2 separate regions of the Homo sapiens genome follow, and region 2 is linked to region 1. A link is an interaction called in ENCODE POLR2A ChIA-PET data of the cell type or tissue named here. Cell type or tissue: MCF 10A. All regions are shown on one strand.

Region 1 (8,000 bases):
TATGTAGATGAAGTCTCATAGGCGGCCACCCTTAGAGGCAATAGATGGCAAATATTTCCTATTCAGATGTTTAAAAGGTGCTAGACTCTCAGCTAATCTCTTCTATTTTTTTCATGTGCAACATGATTTTTTATTGATGCATAATAGCGGTACATATTTATGGGGTACGTGTGATATTTTGATACAAGCATACCATATGTAATGATCAAATCAGGGTAATTGGGTATCCATCACCTCAAACATTTACCATTTCTTTGTGTTGGGAACATTCCATATCTTTTTTTCTAGCTGTTCTGAAATTTGCTATACGTTCTTTTAACTAAAGGTCCCTTGCTGTGTTATGGAACACTGGAATTTGTTCCTTCTGTTTAACTGTATTTTTGTACCTATTAACCAACTTCTCTTTATCCTCCCCCGTCCTCTACCCTTCCCAGCCTGTGGGAATCACCATCCTACTCTCTGCCTTTATGAGATTTACTTTTTTATCTCCCATATATGAGTGAGAACATTTGATGTTTGTATTTCTGTATCGTGCTGCAAGTGAAAGGATTTCATTCTTTTTTTGTGAATGACTAGTATCCCATTGTGTATATATACTGCATTTCCTTTATTCATTCATCCATTAATGGACACTTAGGCTGATTCCATATCTCGACTATTATAAATAGTGCTGTAATAAACATGAGGATGTAAATATCCCTTTGATATACTGATTTTCTTTCCTTTTGATATATTACCAGCAGTGGGATTGCTGAATCGTATGACAGATCTATTTTCACTTTATTGAGAAACCGCCATACTGTTCTCCATTGTGACTGTACTAATTTACATTCCCACCAAGAATAGACTAGTGTTCTCTCTTCTGCACATCCTTGCCAGCATCTGTTATTTTCTGTCTTTTTGATAATAGATATTTTATTGATACCCTATTTTAACTGAGATGAGATATCTCATTATGGTTTTGATTTGCATTTTCCTGATGATTAGTGATGCTGAACATTTTTTCATATACTTCTTGGCCATTTGTATGTCTTTAAAAAAATTTTAAACAATTTTATTGAGGTATATATCTATATCTATATATCTATATATATTTTTTAGATGGATTCTCACTTTGTCACCCAGGCTGGAGTACAGTGGCCTGATCTCAGCTCACCGCAACCTCCAACCTCCTGGGTTCAAGTGATTCTCCTGCCTCAGCCTCCCAAGTAGCTGGGATTACAGGTGCCCGTCACCAAAAATTAGTCGCCTGGCTAATTTTTGTATTTTTAGTAGAGACAGGGTTTCGCCATGTTGGCCAGGCTGGTCTTAAATTCCTGATCTCAAGTGATCTGCCCGCCTTGGCCTCCCAAAATGTTGGGATTACAGGCGTGAGCCTTCTAGCCACTGCACGGAGTGGTGGCAGCACCCTACCACCCTTGTTTATTTCCCATTAGGGAGAGCCTTAGCACCCCAGACCTACACGGTTTGGGACAAATTCATCCCCTTTCACAACTCACCAGTTAAGGTGAGATCTTTTCAGCTGGAGAAGAGAGCCCCTTTAGCTCACGGCCATCAGGGGTTAGGATTCCTTCCCAGGGGCCCTTTGGTTTCCAGGGCAGTCCTGTTTCCACTGGCTGAGCTTGTGGCAGAGGTGCTAAGCCATACAGGGCTTTTTCCCATTTATTTTATCGGGGCACTTTGTCTTTTATCGGCCTGGCCTTCTGCACTGATGGCAATTACTTGGACGAGTGCTTTTAAGGAAACCTGGAGGGAGCTGAGGGCTTGTGAAGCAGCCAACAGTTGAGTCTGCCTCCTGTCTCTGCATTTTTCTTTCTCTTTTTAGTCCTGTTATCCTTATTCTGCTCTCAATGATAAAAGACTGAGGAGGTTAATTTGAGGATTTCCTGCATAGCGGCCATGCTGTATTACACAAGAAAACCCAGATGTTTCTTTTTTGAGAGTTTGGGGGTTGAATTTGCCCCAATACTTTAGGATGCAGCCTAGAGGTGAGTCTGAAGGAACAGACGGGGTTTGTCCCATGGTGGGCCTGGGAACCATGTGCTTGGGGGCGGGACTCTTTTTGGAGCATGAACCACACTTTCTCTCGAGGTGTCCCTCCAAGATGAAAAAGGGTTCCACTGTGTCTGCTGAGGGACTTGGGGGTGCACTTTCTAAAGGGGGGTCCCACCTATTAGAAAAGACCACTTGGCTGCTTCCTTGTACCTGCATTGGCCATCCCGCATAAGGCCAATCCAGGTACAAGGAAAACAGGTGAAGGGAGAGCTCTGCCTGTGCTAGCCCAGCGGAGGGGGCGGGTAGGGGAAGACTCATTGTTCCGAGGCTGTCTGAGATCACCTGATTTAGCAACATCTGGGACAGGATGCCTGGCTGACTCCACAGGAGAATTTAGAGTAAGAAAGAGAGGGTCTGAGTCACCCAAAACGTGTGTGAATTTGCTCTGAATGAGCATCCATGGCCAGTTGCATGCATAGGGATTAGGGACTTCCAACCAGAAAATACAGGAGAGAGCCTTCTTCCCTTCTGGGCAAGGTGGCCAGCCCCATTCACCCTCTGGCCTTCAGGTAACACTGGAAAGTGGCCTGGGCTAGTTGCTGTCAATTGCCAGAGGGATACTAGAAGCCAGCTGCTGGGAGACTGAAAAGATAACATAAACTTAGGCCTCTCACCCAAATGGGTGGTAGCCGTAAGACAGTTCCACATGGACACCGTTTAGTTCCACCTAAGTGTAGCTCCAGCCAGAGACCTATAGTTGTTTTTATGCTTAGATGCTGTCCACCAAGGGTCCCCAGTTGGGAAAGAGAAAGAGAGAGGTGAGAGAGTTCCCCATAAGGAGAGAGAGTTCCCCTACGGGCAACTAAAATGTCACAGGTGAGCAGCAACTCTCTGGGGCTGGTAATGTGTGGACGGTAAAATAATTTACCAAGATAGTTGTAGGTAAAGATAGGCAGATTTATTAGAGAAAGTATGAATATGTTGCAAAAGAGCAACTGGCAGAGTCAGCAAGAGAGGAGCTGACTGCAAGGAAACAAAGGCTTGCTGGGGATTTTATAGGATGGCTCTTTTCTGTGTACGGATGGTTACATCGGCACAGCAGTACCGACAATGCCAAGGTTGCAGTGAGCTAACTTCCAATTTCTATCAGCTGAGGGTCTGGTGATAGTTGTGATAGAGGCAACGGCCAGCCAAATGCCTAGGCAGATAGGGAAGTGTCCTTGGAGAACTTCCAACCCGCCCAGGTCATTGTGCACAGGGGCTTGCCTAAACATGTGCACGGTGAAAAATTCCATCCCTTAACACATGCACAGTAAGGGAAATAAATCAATGTGGAGTGGCTCAGACTAAGGGCCCCCATGCACACCGAAAGGTCGGGGTGGAGCCACCAGGAATTCATACCTTATGCAAGGGAAGGAGCCTGACTCTTCAGTGCATATGTGGGAGCCCTGGTATTCAATTGTGAGGTGGAAACCTGTTTGCAGGACCCCTCTATTTGCTGAGAGGGGACCCCTCTTTTGCTCAATAAATTTCACCCTCCTCATCCTTCAATGCATCCATATGCCTAATGTTTCCTGGTTGTAACACAAGAACCTGGATTTAGCTGAGTTAAGGAGCAAAATCCTCTATCAGTTGGGCACAGGAAGATTGTGAGTTATTTGTACATGAGTGCTATGAGTCCTGGATCATGAAGAAAGGCCCACTTATAGCTGATCTGCTTTCTCTTTTTGCTTTTCCCTGGTCCCACCAGCCTGACTCCTTTTTCCTATTAGGACTCCACACCTCTGACAGCTCCATCCTTCGACCCCTTGTGCACAATGACCTGGGCAGGTTGAAGGAGGTTTGGAACTGCTGCTTGCTGGAAAACAATGGCAGAGGTAGCTGCAGACCAGCTTATTAACCTCCTGCCCAGCAAGGAGGAATAGGATCAGAGACCTGCTTAAAAAAGCAGTCTGGCCATGTTTTTGTAGAGCAGCTGTGGTATGCTGCAGGTCCGCTCCAGCCCCCAGTTGCCTCAGACTCCTCAAAGCCCAAAGGCAAGAGTGGCTAAAGCAGCCAAACAGCACAGATGGTGGCTCATCCCTTCCTCTCTGAGCTCCATCCAGGGAGGTTTGAAACCTTTGCTGGCTGGAAAACACTGCCAGGGGTGACTAGAGGTCCATATGAATAAGCAGTCTGGTGGCCTTTCTGTAGAACTGCTGTGCTGTGCTGGGGGAAAAAAAAATCTCAGAAAACCAAGAATAGGGAGAACTAACTTTCTTTCTTTTCTTTTCTTTCTTTCTTCTTTCTTCCTTCCTTTCTTCCTTTCTCTCTCTCTCTCTTTCTTTCTTTTTCTTTTTTTTAAATAGAGACGAGGTTTTGCCATGTTGCCCAGGCTGATCTCTCTCTCTCTTTCTGTCACCCTCTCTTTTTTTTTTTTTTTTTTTTTAGGACAGTCTTACTCTGTCCCTAGGCTGGAGTGCAGTGGCACGATCTCTGCTCACTGCAGCCTCCACCTCCCAGGTTTGAGCTTCTCCTACTTCAGCCTCCTGAGTAGCTGAGAATACAGGCATGCGCCACCACACCTGGCTAATTTTTGTATTTTTAGTAGAGACCGGGTTTTGCCATGTTGGTCACACTGGTCTAGAACTCCTGACCTCAAGTGATCCTCCTGCCTCAGCCTCCCAAAGTGCTGGAATTACAGGTGTGAGCCACCACGCCTGGCCCGATTCATTTATTTTTAGACTTTTGTCTTTTCTAATATATAACTTTAAGGCTATATACTTCATCTAAGTACTATTTTAGCTACCCAATAAGTTTTATATTGTCTTATAAATGTACATAATATGTAACCAGCTGGAGTTACTAAACTCTCTCTCTCTCTCTATTTTTTTTTCTTTGAGACAGAGTCTCGCTTTGTCACCCAGGCTAGAGTGCAGTGGCATGATCTTGGCTCACTGCAACCTCCTTCTCCTGGGTTCAAGCTATTCTTTGGTCTCAGCCTCCTGAGTAGCTGGGACTACAGGCACGCGCCACTACACACAACTAATTTTTGTATTTTTAGTAGAGATGGGGTTTTGCCATGTTGGTCAGGCTGGTCTCGAACTCCTGACCTCAGGTGATCCACCTGGCTTGGCATCCCAAAGTGCTGGGATTACAGGTGTGAGCCACCACGCCCAGCCTAAACAATATATATATTGGTTAGTTCTACACATGTTATATTAACCAGCTTTTGTTTGGTTATATTTACATGTTATATATTTTTTCATTCTTCTCCTGTTAATCTTTTGTATTCTTTTGCTTTAGATTTGTTTTTATGTAAATAGCACATATGGATTTAAAAAATCTGACCAGTTGATTTCTCTTTTCTAACTGGAACAATTAATTCATTCATATGTATTGATGTTACTGATATATTTGTTCTTATTCCTACCATCTATTTTGTGTTCTTGGTTTTTTTTTTTTTTTTTTTTTGAGACAGGGTCTTGCTCTGTTGCCCAGGCTGGAGTGCAGTGGTGCGATCTCGGCTCACTGCAACCTCCACCTCTCGGGTTCTAGTGATTCTCCCACCTCAGCCTCCCCAGTAGCTGGGATTACAGGCACCTGCCACCACATCCTGCTAATTTTTGTACTTTTAGTAGAGATGGGGTTTCATTATGTTGGCCAGACTGGTCTTGAATTCTTGACCTCAAGTGATCTGCCCGCCTCGGCCTCCCAAAGTGCTGGGATTACAGGTGTGAGCCACCTCACCTGGCTGATTTTTCCACATTTTTAAGGTTTCCTTTTCTTTATTGATTGGTCAAAGTGTAGTTTTTCAAATTTTCATTATGATTTCTTATCTTCCCATGAATATTTCTTAGAAGTATATTTTTAAACTTTCATACATGTACCTTTTTTCTAGTTATCCTTTTGTTACTGATTTTTAATTACATTGTGTTTTGATAGCAGGGGATTTATTGTATAATTTTACAAAATATGTTCAGACTTGTTTTGCTCTAGCATGTAGTCAATTTTCATAAAAGTTGTGTGGGTGCTTCAGAAGAATGTGTGTTCTGTAGTCATGTTTTCTTTTTTTCTTATTGAGGTTCTCTTTTTGTCTGCTTGATCTCTCAATTACTGAAAGAAGCATGTTGAAATATCCCACTAAGACTGTGATTTTATAAATTTATTTTAGTAATTCAGTCATTTTCTTTATATTTTTTGAGGCTATACTAAAAGATACAAACAAGTTCGGAATTGTTATGTCTTCTGCAATATTTGTAGTAATACATAGTGATTATTTTTCTCTAATAATGCTCTGTATATATTATATTATATATATATTTTTTGAGACAGAGTTTCACTCTGTTGCCCAAGCTGGAGTGCAGTGGTGTGATCTCAGCTCACCGCAACCTCCACCTTTCGGATTCAAGTGACTCTCCTGCCTCAGCCTCCCCAGTACCTGGGAGTACAGGCTCCCACAACCATGCCTGGCTAATTTTTGTATTTTTAGTAGAGATGGGGTTTCATCATGTTGGCCAGGCTGATCTTGAACTCCAGACCTCAGCTGATCCACCTGCCTTGGCCTCCCAAAGTGCTGGGATTACAGACTGTGAGCCACTGCACCCAGCCTGGGAGGCTATTGTGTCTGGAATTGGTGGGTTCTTGGTCTCACTGCCTTCAAGAATGAAGCCGCAGACCCTCGCGGTGAGTGTTACAGTCCTTAAAGGCGGCATGTCTGGAGTTTGTTCCTTCTGATGTTCGGATGTGTTCTCAGAGTTTCTTCCTTTTGGTGGGGTTCGTGGTCTTGTTGCCTCAGGAGTGAAACTGCAGACCTTCGTGGTGAGTGTTACAGCTCTTAATGCGGGGCATCTGGAGTTCTGTTCCTCCTCCCTGGTGGGTTCCTGGTCTCACTGGCTTCAGGAGTGAAGCTGCAGACCTTCGCAGTGAGTGTTACAGCTCATAAAGACAGTGTGGACCCAAAGAGTGAGCAGCAGCAAGATTTATTGTAAAGAGCGAAAGAACAAAGCTTCCACGGTGTGGAAGGAGACCCGAGCAGGTTGCCACTGCTGGCTAGGGCAGCCTGCTTTTATTCTCTTATCTGGCCCCACCCACATCCTGCTGATTGGTAGACGGGAGTGGTCTGTTTTGACAGGGTGCTGATTGGTGCATTTACAATCCCTGAGCTAGACACAAAGGTTCTCCACGTCCCCACCAGATTAGCTAGATACAGAGTGTCCACACAAAGGTTCTCCAAGGCCCCACCAGAGTAGCTAGATACAGAGTGTCGATTGGTGCATTCACAAACCCTGAGCTAGACACAGGGTGCTGATTGGTGTATTTACAATCCCTGAGCTACTCATAAAGGTTCTCCACCTCCCCACCAGACTCAGGAGCCCAGCTGGCTTCACCCAGTGGATCCTGCACCAGGGCTGCAGGTGGAGCTGCCTGCCAGTCTCGCGCCTTGCGCCCGCACTCCTCAGCCCTTGGGTGGTCAATGGGACTGGGCGCCGTGGAGCAGGGGGTGGCGCTCGTCGGAGAGGCTCGGCCGCACAGGAGCCCACGGAGCGGGTGGGAGGCTCAGGCATGGCGGGCTGCAGGTCCCGAGCCCTGCCGCGCGGCGAGACACGGCGAGAAATGGAGTGCAGCGCCGGTGGGCCGGCACTGCTGGGGGACCCAGTACACCTTCCGCAGCCGCTGGCCCTGGTGCTAAGTCCCTCATTGCCCGGGGCCGGCAGGGCCTGCCGGCTGCTCCGAGTGTGGGGCCCGCCAAGCCCACACCCACCCGGAACTCCAGCTGGCCCGCAAGCGCCGCGCGCAGCCCCAGTTCCCGCTCGCGCCTCTCCCTCCATACCTCCCTGCAAGCTGAGGGAGCCGGCTCCGGCCTTGGCCAGCCCAGAAAGGGGCTCCCACAGTGCAGCGGTGGGCTGAAGGGCTCCTCAAGTGCCGCCAAAGTGGGAGCCCAGGCAGAGGAGGCGCCGAGACCGAGCCAGGGCTGTGAGGACTGCCAGCACGCTGTCACCTCTCACTATGACAATAGAAACTCA
Region 2 (8,000 bases), 130 kb before region 1:
TGGGCTGAAGTGCAGGGGTATGATCTCAGCTCACTGCAACCTCCACCTCCGGGTTCAAGCAATTCTCCAGCCTCAACTTCCCGAGTAGTTGGGATTACATGCGCCCGCCCCCATGCCTGGCTCTTTTTTTTTTTTTTTTAGATGGAGTTTCACTCTTGTTTCCCAGGCTGGAGTGCAGTCGCGCGATCTCGGCTCACTGCAACCTCTGCCTCCCGAGTTCAAGCAATTCTCCTGCCTCAGCCTCCTGAGTAGCTGGGCTTACAGGTGCCTGCCACCACGCCTGGCTAATTTTTGTATTTTTAGTAGAGACGGAGTTTTACCATGTTGGCCAGGCTGGTCTCAAACTCCTGACCTCAGGTGATCCACCCGCCTTGGCCTCCCAAAGTGATGGGATTACAGGCGTATGCCACCGTGCCCAGCAACAACAAATAATTTTTTAGTATGGTTATCTAGTAATCTGACTTCAAAGGCTGGTTCTCTGAGGAAAAGCATGTGTTTTGTTTTTATGCTTTCCTTTTTCTTGAACTTTATTTCTCATGGGGTCTATTGCAAAGGCCTCCTGACTGATCTTGCCTGTAGTCTCTATATTCCAGGTCAGTCTGCATTCTGAAATACCAGTCAGATTTCATAATACCCCTGCTTAGAGAAAAGTAGTGCTGAAAGGAATTTTAGACTCTGTCCTTTGTTCCTGGGACACTTGTGAGGAAAACTGGACAAGGGTCTTGAAGAATCCCTGAAATTTGATAAGAGGTTGAAGGCCAGTGCTAGTGTAATTTTTCATTCTCTAAACATTTATCACACTTTAGGCCCAAGGTATTCAGCACAAAAGCCCCTTCCTGCCTGCCTTCACCTGTATCGTATAGCTGTGGCCCTCCTCCAGGCCTTGGCTTTTCCAGAGAGACTGAAGATGCAGGTCCTAAGAATGCCCCTTCCCATCCAACTACTGCACATACAACCACCATGCTGTTTGTATGTCAGGGTCCAATGAAGAGAGACAAATGACACAATATCAACAGGGATAGTTTACTGTAAAGAGTTATCAACTCTATTTGGTGATGGGGGATTGGAGTAATGAGGAATTGGCTAATAAGCAGAGAGAACTCTAAAGCACATAGGAAGAGCAGATGTTAGGAGCGGCTGTTACTCCTAGAGTTAGAGCACACAGGGAAGAGCTCTAGCCACCAGGTCTGAGATCCAGACATTGTTGAAAAGGGCATGGCTTGGCCGGGTGCAGTGGCTCATGCTTGTAATCCCAGCACTTTGGGAGGCTGAGGCAGGTGGATCACTTGAGGTCAGGAGTTCGAGACCAGCCTGGCCAACATGGCAAAACCCTGTCTCTACTAAAAATACGGGTGTGGTGGCACATGCCTGTAATCCCAGCTACTCAGGAGGCTAAGGCAGGAGAATCGCTTGAACCCAGGAGGTGGAAGTTGCACTGAGCCAAGATGGCACCACTGCACTTCAGCCTGAGTGACAGAGCGAGACTCTGCTTCACACACACACAAAAAGGCCGGGTGTGGTGGCTCATGCCTGTAATCCCAGCACTTTAGGAGGCTAAAGTGGGTGTATCACTTGAGGTGAGGAGTTCGAGACCAGCCTGGCCAACTTGGTGAAACCCTGTCTCTACTAAAAATACAAAAATTAGCCAAGTGTGGTGGTGAGCACCTGTAAGCCCAGCTACTTGGGAGGCTGAGGCAGGAGAATCTCTTGAACCTGGGAGGTGGAGGTTGCAGTGAGCCGAGATCAAGCCATGGCACTCCAGTCTAGGTAACAGAGTGAGACCCCATCTCAAAAAAAAGAAAAAAAGAAAAGGGCATGGCTGTGGCTCACTGAATGACTCAGAAGTTGCTCTGATGGCATGTTGGTGGAATGTGCCAGAAATCTGCCTTCCAGAACTTACCTCTAGAATTCTACACTCTAGAGTGCCTGGGAAAGCTGTGTATGGGAGGTGGCTCACAGGAGGCATTCCCTTATGAAACAGCCTGAAGCTGCTGCCCACTGGGTACTACTGGCTGCCATGCACTGCCGGAGATGAGTCCTGAAGTCATGTTCCGGGACCCACCAGAACAAGGAAGTAATGGTTCCTCCTGAAATGTTCCTCCAGTGTCCTCTATTGACAAACATTGTGCCAGCTGTCAAAGGAAAAATATTTAAAGGATTCAGAATCATTTTCACAGAGCTGGCAAAAAAGATTAATTTAGAGCTACAAGGTTCTTCCTGGTTGTGCAACAGCTGGAAAATTCACTTGTCTGCTCTACAGGAAGCTCTAGATCTAAAGTACGATTTTATTCACTTGGGCACAAGTCACAGGGAAATGGTGTTCCCACCTCCAAGGCCTGATCACCACCCAGAAGGCTTCTCTAATGAGTCTTGTTTTCCAACCTCCCCATTTCTGTTCCAAGTATTTGGTTTTCTTAGGAGGAATTGTATCATAAAGGAAAAGTATGAGCAATAAAAGGGCAGAGGGTACCTACCGAGATATGAGGAGAAAGGGAGGAGGAGAGGACAGGGAGGGGCAGATTTAGTGAGACGTTGTGCAGGAAAATTCAGAGACCATGATCCTCCTGTATTCCAGCAGCCTCCTATGGTTCTCCACAAGCAAAGCCCACTTTCTGCAGACTGCCTCAGAGAGCCTGTTGGGTTTCTATCTTCCCCACAATTGTCCAGCATAGGGGATTTACAGCTATTTATATGGGACTTATATACATATATGTGTGTGTGTGTATATATATATATGTCTATGTATTATATATATAAAATTATATATATATAATTATGTATGTAAAAAATTATATATATATATAATTTTTTTTTGAGACAGAATTTCTCTCTGTTACCCAGGCTGGAGTGCAGCGTGTAGTTGCATGATCTCAGCTCACTGCAACCTCTTGCCTCCCAGGTTCAAGTGATTCTCCTGCCTCAGCCTCCCAGGTAGCTGGGACTGCAGGCGCACGCCACCACACCTGGCTAATTTTTGTATTTTTAGTAGAGATGGGGTTTCACCATGTTGGCTAGGCTGGTTTTGAACTCCTGACCTCAAGTGATCCATCTGCCTTGGCCTCCCAAAATGCTGGGATTATGGGCATGAGCCACCATGCCCAGCTGATAGTGGACTTATATTTTACAAGCATTTTTATGTCTAAACTCTCACCTGATGCTTACAGTTGAGCAGACTGATGCTTGGTGGGGCACCCTGACCTGCAGCCACACAGCCTGGTCAGCTAGGGCTGGGGACCCAGCTGAGCTTGGGTATGGTGTATAGCACCTGGGTTCAGCAGCTGTGGTGCCTGGTGCAGCTGCATCTCCATTCAGCAGGAGGTGTGGATGATGATCTGGTGCAGTTAATCTGGCTGCCAGCCATTACAAAACTTAGGCAGCAGATGCATAGGTATTTACTGCCTGGCATCCATCACGATGCCTGCAACCTCTGCAAGCCCTGGGTGGGCAGAGAAAATGGAGCTCAGGTTGAGTTTGATGTATTATACAGCTTTCCACCATCTCTCTAAACATCTCGCTTTCTACTGGTTAGTTTGTTTTGGGGTGTTTTTGTTTCTTTTTTTTTTTTTTTTTTTTTGAGACGGAGTCTTGCTCTGTCGCCCAGGCTGGAGTGCAGTGGTGCAATCTCAAATCACTGCAACCTCTGCCTCCCTGTTTCAAGAGATTCTCCTGCCTCAGCCTACTGAGTAGCTGGGATTACAGGCCCCCTGCCCCCATGCCCGGCTAATTTTTGTATTTTTAGTAGAGACAGGGTTTCACCATGTTGGCCACGCTGGTCTCAAACTCCTGGCCTCAAGTGATCCACCTGCCTCGGCCTCCCAAAGTGCTGGGATTACAAGAATGAGCCACCGCGCCCAGCTTGTTGTTGTTGTTGTTGTTGTTGTTTGAGACAGAGTCTCACTCTGTCACCCAGGTCGGACTGCAGTGGTGTGATCACAGCTCAATGTAGCCTTGTAGCCTTGACCTCTTGGGCTCCAGTGACCCTCCCACTTCAGCCTCTCAAGTAGCTGGGACTACAGGCACATGCCACCACACCCAGCTTCTATATATATCTATATATCTATCTATATATCTATATATCTATATCTATCTATATATCTATATATATATCTGTTTTGAGATGTAGTTTTGCCCTTGTTGCCCAGGCTGGAGTGCAATGGTGTGATCTCGGCTCACTGCAACCTCTGCCTCCTGGGTTCAAGCAATTCTCCTGCCTCAGCCTCCCGAGTAGCTGGGATTACAGGCCCCCTGCCCCCATGCCCCGCTAATTTTTGTATTTTTAGTAGAAACAGGGTTTCACCATGTTGGCCAGGCTGGTCTCGAATTCCTGGCCGCAAGTGATCCACTCGCCTTGGCCTCCCAAAATGCTGGAATTACAGGCGTGAGCCACCGCGCCTGGCCAAAATCTCTTTTTTTTGAGATGGAGTCTCGCTCTGTTGCCCTGCTGGAGTGCAGTGGTGCAATCTTCGCTCACTGCAACCTCCACCTCCCGGGTTCAAGCAGTTCTCCTGTTCCTCAGCCTCCCCAATAGCTGGGATTATAGGCGCCCTCCACTGCTCCCGGCTAATTTTTCTATTTTTTAAATAGAGATGAAGTTTCACCATGTTGACCAGGCTGGTCTTGAACTCCTGACTGCAGGTGATCCTCCTGCCTTGGCCTCCCAAAGTGCTGGGATTATAGGTGTGAGCCACAGCAACTGACCTTTTTTTTTTTTTTTGTATTTTTTATAGAGATGGGGTTTCACCATGTTGACCAGGTTGGTCTCAAACTCCTGGGCTCAAGTGATCCTCCCACCTTAGCCTCCCAAAGTGGTAGGATTACAGGTGTGAGCCACTGTGTCTGGCCACTACTGGTTAGTAATGGCTAGGAAATAACAACTCACTTTCTCCCTGTCTTCAACTCAAGAATCACACCTAGGTCAGACTTCCTACCTAGGCCACTTCCAGTCTGTCTCCCTGCTCCCTCCCATATCTCCACTAGGAAAAACTTCATAATACTCACGTCCTGTACCCCTCTAGTTTTATGGGCTGCATGGGATCGGGTGCCCCTATGTTCCCCCAATAATCTTAGTCTATTGACTTCCTCCCCACTCACCCATGGCAGGGCTAATGTCCCCCAAAGAGTCAGACCTAGGGATCTCACTCCCCATGGCCACTGCGCATGTGCTGGGGCCACCTGCTGCTGTGTCTGCCACAGGCTGACTGGCACAAACACACACTTGGCAGGAAGCTGGTGGTCAGGATACACTGCCAACCCAGCTGTGTCCACACTGCCAATCCTCATCCCTGCCAGAATCCTGGAGCAGCTTGTTTTCTTGGGGTGATGAGTTGGGTGCTTTTGGGATTTCAGTGCCTGCAAGCCTTTCTGTTCTAGACTTTAGGTCTCTTCTCATCTCCTGGAAGCACTGGCTCTTCCCTGCCTCTCAGACTCTTCTGACTCTGTTCTCCCCATGCTTAGGTTGAACTGCCTTCTCCTTGCTGGCTACCTCAAGGTGGGTTCTGGGGTAGGCCCAGGTGGAAGCTCTGCCGGAACATGCTATATTCTCTCAGGCAGCACACATAGTGCACTCTGCCTGGAGGGCACCTGCAACCTGCACCCTCTGTAGAGCCTGGGTGGGGCTTAGAAGAAGGCCTTTCTTGTGGGAGAGAGGGTTCACAGAATGGTGTCTGGTAATGCCTTTAACTGGGGAGGAAGACCTGAGAGTCAGACTTCTTTGGGCCTCTGTGAGCTCCAAAGGATAGGGATGAGGATATTCCTGGTACATCCTGCTTTCTGGGAGGCCAAACCTCTGTTTGGGGAGCCTTACGAAGCTTCAGTGGAGGAACTGGAGGGGCAGCAGTAGAGGTGGGAGCTGGGAGGGGTTAGGGCAGGTAGTCAGGTCTGTGGTTCAAGCTATCTTAACTGGTGCTTCTGGAGAGCTGCCATCTGCCCACATCCCCCATGGGTGAATTATCTGGCCAGGCCCCAGGACTCCTGCTTATCACAAAGGGGTCAGAGGCTGAGGGTGAGGTCCTGCCTTGGCAGTGCTGAGGAAAACATTAGGGGCCTTTCTTCTTTTATCTTTCCCGTCTACCTTTCCCCCACCTCCTTTCTCTTCTCTGTTGTCTGAACTGGCTTTCCTCTTGAAATTAAACTCCTGAGAGTATGTGCTTTGAATTAAAATCCAAAGGGGATGCTGGGTGCGGTGGCTCATGCCTGTAATCCCAGCACTTTGGGAGGCCGAGGCGAGCAGATCACCTGAGGTCAGGAGTTCGAGACGAGCCTGACCAACATGGAGAAACCCTATCACTACTAAAAATACAAAATTAGCCGGGCGTGGTGGTGCATGCCTGTAATCCCAGCTACTCGGGAGGCTGAGGCAGAAGAATCCCTTGAACCTGGGAGGTGGAGGTTGTGGTGAGCCCAGATCGTGCCATTGCACTCCAGCCTGGGGAATAAGAGTGAAACTCTGTTCCAAAAAAAAAAAAAAAATTCCAGAGGAAAGCTTTAGGACTTTCTGAAGGAACCCCTTCCCCCATCTCCTCATGGATGTGTTTAAATCTTCAGCTGATAATCACCTTACACTAAAGGGTAAGAAACAAAATCGCCAGGCGTGGTGGCTCACGCCTGTAATCCCGGCACTTTGGGAGGCCGAAGCAGATGGATCACGAGGTCAGGAGATCGATACCATCCTAGCCAACATGGTGAAACCTCGTCTCTACTAAAAATACAAAAATTAGCTGGGTGTGGTGGCGCATGCCTGTAATCCCAGCTACTCAGGAGGCTGAGGCAGAATTGCTTGAACCAGGGAGTTGGAGTTTTCAGTGAGCCAAGATTGCACCACTGCATTCCAGCCAGGCAACAGAGCGAGACTCCATCTCAAAAAACAAAACAAAACAAAAAAACAAACCAAGACTAAATGGAGCATTTAGTGAATCCTTTAAAGAGACCTCATGGGGATCTTAGCTGTCCCAGGCTGCCCACACAATGAGGCCTATGACTGGGGGCTGCTGCCACCATTAAGGGTCCCAGAGCTGTCCAGGGCCTGTCTCCACCTTCAAGAGTCATCCTGCCCTGCTTCACAATGCTCCCCTCTCCTTCCTTCCTTGCCCCTGGTACAGGTGGTCAGCCAGGGTCCCCAGCACGTCTGACTGGGTCACTAGCCAGGGTGTGACGCAGGTGGGAGAGCCCACCGAGGCATAAGTGGGAGCCTCTACCCTAACCCCTGCTGGGTCCATGGAGCTATCTATTCATAGCAGCAGGACCACCTTTTTTTTTTCGAGATGGAGTTTCACTCTTGTTGCCCAGGCTGGAGTGCAATGGCGCCATCTCGGCTCACTGCAACCTCCGCCTCCCGGGTTCAAGTGATTCTTCTGTCTCAGCCTCCCGAGTAGCTGGGATTACAGGCATGTGCCACCACGCCCAGCTTATTTCATATTTTTAGTAGATACGGGGTTTCTCCATGTTGGTCAGGCTGGTCTCAAACTCCCGACCTCAGGTGATCTACCCGCCTCGGCCTCCCAAAGTGCTGGGATTACAGGCGTAAGCCACTGTGCCCAGCCTCAGGTGTTCTTTTAGCACTGTACCTTTACACTTGGTTCCCTCTGCTTGGTGTATTTTCTCTACTTTCCCTTGTCTTAAAAGATCCAGCTCATCAACCTCTTCCCTATGCTCCTAATGTTACCCTTACAAAGGATGCCTTGTGTTGGTATGGCAAGCCCTCAGCACATGGCAGCTGAATGAAAGGCTGACCCAGAGGAGGTCAGGTTTACTCACCTTGTCCCACACGACCAGTGACTGAGGATGACAGGGACACAGGCCTCAGGAGACCCTGGGAACTGTAGTGAGCAGTAGGTGGGGCTGGAGGACCCTTGGCTGATAGGAGAGTTCCCTGTGCCCCACATAAGCGATTTGGGGATAAATTCTTTCAATGAAGTAGGAAGGACATGGAGGTAGAAGGAAGGAAGCCTAGGCTACGGCAGTCACCTCCTTTATAGAGAACTCTTAAGCATCAGTCTCCTCTG

What was found. Peaks named below come from ENCODE experiments on the same cell type or tissue, not always from the same donor. Only the 100,000 strongest peaks of a DNase experiment are listed, where the experiment ranks them.
Region 2: POLR2A ChIA-PET joins it to region 1 with 5 read pairs; 8 of 35 experiments call an interaction of 5 or more read pairs at or near these places.

The regions. Positions count from the first base shown.
Region 1 is chr1:153,521,585-153,529,584 of GRCh38, reverse strand. No RefSeq gene overlaps it. Among named protein-coding and RNA genes, the nearest start is that of S100A6, 10 kb to the left of the region's middle. In MCF 10A, no CTCF peak of the experiment used is centred here; DNase peaks (open chromatin) are centred at 2,364 and 3,254.
Region 2 is chr1:153,647,268-153,655,267 of GRCh38, reverse strand. No RefSeq gene overlaps it. Among named protein-coding and RNA genes, the nearest start is that of SNAPIN, 7.4 kb to the left of the region's middle. In MCF 10A, no CTCF peak of the experiment used is centred here; a DNase peak (open chromatin) is centred at 1,917.